Linked DNA regions of Homo sapiens: region 1 is linked to region 2. A link is a loop called in an ENCODE intact Hi-C map of the cell type or tissue named here. Cell type or tissue: left lung. All regions are shown on one strand. Each heading gives the region's core, and the rest is flanking DNA. Links, peaks and the distances in the headings are about the cores only. Region 1 has its middle 8.6 kb from the start of ANP32A. Region 2 has its middle 27 kb from the start of MIR4312.

Region 1 (2,919 bases), core at 174-2,673, 55 kb before region 2:
TAAATGTTTCAAAGATACTTTTTAAAGTCTGGAGTTCACTATGTCTAAAGTATTCATTAAGTCATTAAATATATATTCAACATTTAATGTTCAAATAATGGAGGGGTAATAAAAATGAATCAAACATTTTTCTTATCTTTAAGGATTTATTGTAATTTTGTGGGAGAGGTAAATAAGCACAGCATGTGGAAGAAAGCAGCCACGTGCTATACTTTACCATGTTATGCAAGTTCAAGGAGAGGAAAGCTCTTGTTTGTGTGGGTAAAATGGATCATCAAAGGTTTCAAAGGAGGCAATGATATCAAATGTGGTCTTAAATTTTGGGTAGAATTTTGCGTGGTGGGGAAAAAAGGATAGACTGTACAGGTGCAAGAACTGCATAGTCAAAGATAGAAAAGAAAAAGGAATAACAGAAGGTCTAATTTGCCTGGAAATTAGAGATAACACTGGAAGGTAGTATGAGGCCTTCTTTGGGGAGTTTTAATGCCAGGTGGGGGAAAGCAGGCCACAGGGAACCAGAGAGGCTGTTGTTGACCGGAGGAGCACTGGAACTGGAACTCAGAAACATTCATCTGGCCACAAAACCACATCAAGACCTCAGGGCCAGTGCTGATCTAGACAAGAGTTTCCAACTACTCAATCTTGAACAAGGTAGTGAATTCTCATAAAATTAAATTCAATGTAGAGGAGTGTCCTATATTCTAAAGCTGAGTCCTCCCTACATTGCCATTTTAAAAATAGTCTATAGAACAATAAAAGATAAGTTTTTTAAAGAATGTCTTTATCTGGCAAAATTAAAAGTTGGGAATTCTATGTTGGTCCTAAACCCTTTTTTTAAATGTTATTGGTGAGAAAACCCAAAGCCTGGGAACTCTTAGCACACGGTGCCAATTTAGACATGAGAAAGGGTGGGGCGAGCTTGCTTGGATAGAGTGGTGAAAAAGTGGGGCTGATAGGAGGAAAGGTAGTTGGAAATTTAGAGGACGAGTTAACCATTTGGTTATGGGAGTCAACAGAGGACAATTCCAAGGGTACCATTAATCAAAACAGGAGAGCCAGAAGGATAAAGGTAGTTTGGTGGAGGCAGAGTAGGCAGAGGCTGGCAAGGAAGAGATTCGTTTTGGAAATGTCATGTGGTTTGTTCCTGTAAGATACCTGTTTGGAAATGTCCAATGAGCAATTAAAATGTCAGTCTGCAGCTTGAGAGGGGAGGACTACTTATTGATGAAACAACAGGCATTTATTTTATACTTACTATGAGCCAAGCACTAAGTTTGGGGGAAAGAGACATATTTGCATGTTATTCCATAGACTCCCTTGCACTGATCTTTTCTACATTAAGTACTTGTTAATATAATCCTTTTATCTGTTTTATGGTGCTTTGAACATGTAAGCCAAGATACAATGGAAATACAATATTCACATTTACAATTGGTCTACAAATGAATAGAAAACTAAGACTGAAAAAAACCTTTATTATTGTGTTAGTTACTAGCATAGGCTACAGTAACAAATGGATACAAGCATATAATGGCACAGCCCCATAAAAGTTTCTTAGTCACAATTTCTCTCTTGGTGGGCAAGTAAATAGGTTGCTGAAATGACTCTTAAGAGACATTTCAGCCTGAGAGGGGGTCCACCTCATAAACACAGGGCTTCCACTGCATCTCAGTCAGTATGCAGTGGCACTTTCAAGCCTTTAAGTGGCAGCATCACTTCCACTTATAATCAACAAGCTAGAACCCAGTCACATGGCCCCAACTAACTGCAAGGGCCATCTAGGAAACATAGTCAAGCTTTGTGTTCAAGGAGAAGAGGAAATGGATTTTGCTGAACAATGAGCAGACTGCCATAATTTTCATTAAATCATCTGAGAAAAAAAGCTAACTTATAGGAAATAAAACACTGGGTCATGAAGAACACTTAGTGTACCAATGAACAGAATCTTTAGCACTGCTTCTCTGGAAAGAAGTAATTGGCACTTATAAGGAACTTCTATTCATGTAACAGTTAAACCATGTTTTATTAGAAACAAAACAGCTGAATTCCAATATTGTTCAGAGTCCTTGCAAGGGTATCATTTGTTTTTTCTAGCTGAATAGTAATCTAAGCTAACTGACCTGAAATGATGGGAAAGAAGACAATATTCCAGTATTAATATGTTTTCTACAAGCACATCATTGATAACCTTCCTCTTTGTTCCCAGGAACATAGGCCTCTTCAATGTGTTTGTGGTTTTTGCATTCGTTTCACCATCAGCATTTTTTCTTCACAATTGTCCTTCAACGACTGCATCCGGTTATGAACTCTTAGTTAGCCTGTGACCACCTGCCTACTTCCAGATTTTGACTAAATTCTCAAACCCTTCATGTCAGTTCTTGAGCCTGAACTGTGCTCAGAGTAGCAGACAGAAACCCATTAGCAGTAATCCATCACTGCTCAAGATCTTTTATCATTTGATATCTAGAGATATCTGCATTTATTTATGAAATATGTCGATTATCCCTTAGAACTAAATTCCTTGTAATTTAAATCAAATATCTTTACTAGGGACATTTCCTTTCCAAATTTTAAGATTATCACCAGTTTTGCTGCGGTAGAGTCTTTTTTTTTTTTTTTTTTTTTTTTTTTTTTTTTTTTTTTTTTTGAGACGGAGTCTAACTCTGTCACCCAGGCTGGAGTGCAGTGGCACCATCTTGGCTAGTTGCAACCTCCACTTCCCAGGTTCAAGCGATCCTCCTGCCTCAGCCTCCCAAGTAGATGGGATTACAGGCGTGTGCCCCCACACTGAGCTAACTTTTGTATTTTTAGTAGAGTTGGGGTTTCACCATGTTGGCCAGGCTGGTCTTGAACTCCTGACCTCAACTGATCTGCCCACCTCGGTCTCAAAAAGTGCTGGGATTACAGGTGTGAGCCACG
Region 2 (2,919 bases), core at 266-2,765:
TCTAATCTTCATAGATTTCACAGAGGAAACCGAGGCTCAGAAGTGAGACAACTAGCCCAGCTAGTAAGTGAAGGGCCTCAAAACTACATCCTTCTGACTCCAGAGACCTTGTTCTTAGCCACTGTGTTCAAAGTACCAGGCAAATGAGGGAAGGGGGGTTGAGCAATTCAGTTTGTCTCATTTGCTGACTTGCAAAGGCTGTTTTTATCCTGGTTTAGAAACTCATTGTTCATGGTTGGAAGGATTCCCACAGTGGGTCTCTAATAAGCAGCTTTGGACAACAGCAGCTCTAAGTCCCTGGTCCAGCCCTTGGATAGGCCCCTGGGACAGGCTGGCCCAAGGGTGAGCAGGCCAAGGAGGGGGCTGGAGATGGTTGCACAGATGAGGGTAGGTCAAAGGCTGGGTCATCTGACTGAGGCCCTCAAGCCTGGCCGTGGTCGCACTAGCAGAGGAGAGATTGCCAGAAGCTCCGGAGTCACTGAGGCATCTGGAGTCTGCTGGCTGACTGTGAACTGGAGAGCTGACGCAAGGAACGTCTGTGGGGCTGCCTGCCAACCATCCGTTTTTCTTGGCCTAGCAACACCTCCAAGGGACCACTGGAAGGACTCACATGGATATGGACCATTCTCCATTCCTGAAGTTCAGATGGGCTGGCCCCCATCCCTCTGGGTCTTAGGTAAGCAAGTTATTTTGTCCTGGCCAGTCAGCCTAGTCCAAATCCTAACCACAGTGACTGGTACAAGGAAGGACCTGAAACCCAAATTGGTCAAATGAGGCTTGCTCCCTGGAATCTAGAAAACAAGAATCTTCCCGTGGGAGGTGCTGGGCTAGAGGATGGAGGCCTGGAGTTGAGGAGGCATAGCCCTTGGATAGAGCCATGACAGAGAACCAGCGAACCTCCAGGTGATCCCCTCTCATCCTGGGAGTCCCGATGAGTGCAATGAAGTGAGGACTTCAACAGATACTTAGAACTTACTGTTTGCCAGGGACTACACATTATTTTTCTTGTGTTTCATCATAACCCTATTCTGTAATCATCATTATCCACATTTCAAAGATTGAACCCATCTAAATACTCAATATTGGCTGCTTAGTGCCAGACACAACAGTAAATGCTTTATAAAACTCAACCTAGTGTTTCCCAAATTTCCCTGATAATCTCTGGGGCCTGTCAGACTGCCAGGCCTCATCCCTGGGAATTCTAGTTCAGTAGCCCTGGACTAGGGCCCAGGAATTTGTGATTTTAACAATGCCCAGAGGATTCTCATCATGAGGGAAGTTTGGGAAATGCTGCATTAAACTCAATAGCCACAGCTAATATGGCCATACTCATTTAAAACTGAGAAAAGTGAGGCTCAAAGAGGTTAACTGACCTGCCCAACATCACACAGGTGGCAAGCAGAATTCAAATGTGGATCCACATATCTTTTACACCTCTTGTAGAAAGGGGATGATAATAGCTACCTGTGTATCTCACAGGCTGTGAGATGATGGAAAGATGGTGTGTTAGTCTGTTCTTACCTCACTCTAAAGAAATGCCTGGCCGGGTATGGGGGCTCACAGCTGTAATCGCAATACTTTGGGAGGCTGAGGCAGGCAGATCTCTTGAGCCCAGGAGTTAGAGACCAGCCTAGGCAACATGGTGAGACTCTGTCTCTACAAAGAATACAAAAATTAGCTAGGTGTGGTGATGTGCACCTGTAGTCCTGGCTACTCGGGAGGCTGAGGTGGGAGGATCATTTGAGCCTAGGAGGTCATGACTGCAGTGAGCTATGATTGCACCACTGCACTCCAGCCTGGGCGACAGAGCAAGCAAGACTCCATCTCAAAAAAAGAAAAGAAAAGAAGTACCTGAGGCTGGGTTATTTATAAAGAGTTTTAATTGGCTCATGGTTCTGCAGGCTGTACAGGAAGTGTGGTCCTGGTATCTGCTTGGCTTCTGGTGAGTCCTCAGGGAACTTTGACTCATGGTGGAGGCGAAACAGGAACAGGCCCGTCACATGGCAAGTAAAGGAGCAAGAGAGAGAAGGGGGAGGTGCTGTGCTCTTCTAAACAACCAGATCTCTGAGTGAACTCAGAGCAAGAACTCACTCATTACCATGGGGATGGCACTAAGCCACTCATGAGGGATCTGCCCCATCCAAACACCTCCCATCAGGCCCCACCGCTAACAATGGGGATCACATTTCAACATGAGATTTGGAGGGGACACATATCCAAACCATACCAGATGGGAAAGAGCAGTGGAAAGTGAAAATTTCTATTTTTTTTTTTAAGTATGGTAAAGAATCCCAGGCAACCCAAATATTTTCTGTAACAAGGAGAAAACAAAATTTTCGATGGCCCTTGGTAATTAAGACAAGCTTCTTGGAAGTTTTCCTCCCTTCCCTTTAAAAATTTAGATTAGCAAAATCCACTCTGTTGTTTTTGTTTGTTTGTTTATAAATGTAAGGGGTACAAGTGCAGTTTTGTTCCATGGATGTATTACATAGTGGTGAAGTCTGGGCCTTTAGTGTAACCATCACCTGAACAATATACATTGTATCCATTAAATAATTTCTTTGTTTCAACCACCACAGTCATGATACATTCCATGGACTATCTTGGTTATAAAAAGCAATGGATTTGCCCTCTGGGAGTATCCTAAATCTTGCTGATGGCCTTCTGCAGGTGTTACACATTTTGGTGAGGCACTCAGGAGTCAGGAGACCTGGATTCTCATCCTAGCTCTGAAACTAACTAGCTGGGTAGTCGCCAAGTCACCTCTGTGTCCTATAAAAACAGTGATGCGGACTAAATGACTTTGACAGTCTTAGTCGATAGTTTGTTGTATTATTTCCCTCATTGCCCTGGGGCCTATAGTTACATCTATTTTGAACACAAAATAAAGCATTCCCCTGCCAAAACTCTGCAGTGGCA

Evidence for each region. Hi-C counts contacts between places; a loop is a spot of excess contacts. Peaks named below come from ENCODE experiments on the same cell type or tissue, not always from the same donor. Only the 100,000 strongest peaks of a DNase experiment are listed, where the experiment ranks them.
Region 1: it touches region 2 in a loop (2.0-fold over the local background); 65 of 110 quality-filtered maps call a loop at or near these places.

What each region holds. Positions count from the first base shown.
Region 1 is chr15:68,827,992-68,830,910 of GRCh38, reverse strand. No RefSeq gene overlaps it. Among named protein-coding and RNA genes, the nearest start is that of ANP32A, 8.6 kb to the right of the region's middle. RefSeq lists an enhancer at 1,777-1,826. In left lung, for the core only: a CTCF peak has its summit at 1,656; no DNase peak of the experiment used is centred there.
Region 2 is chr15:68,773,392-68,776,310 of GRCh38, reverse strand. No RefSeq gene overlaps it. Among named protein-coding and RNA genes, the nearest start is that of MIR4312, 27 kb to the left of the region's middle. In left lung, for the core only: no CTCF peak of the experiment used is centred there; no DNase peak of the experiment used is centred there; H3K27ac peaks cover 243 bases.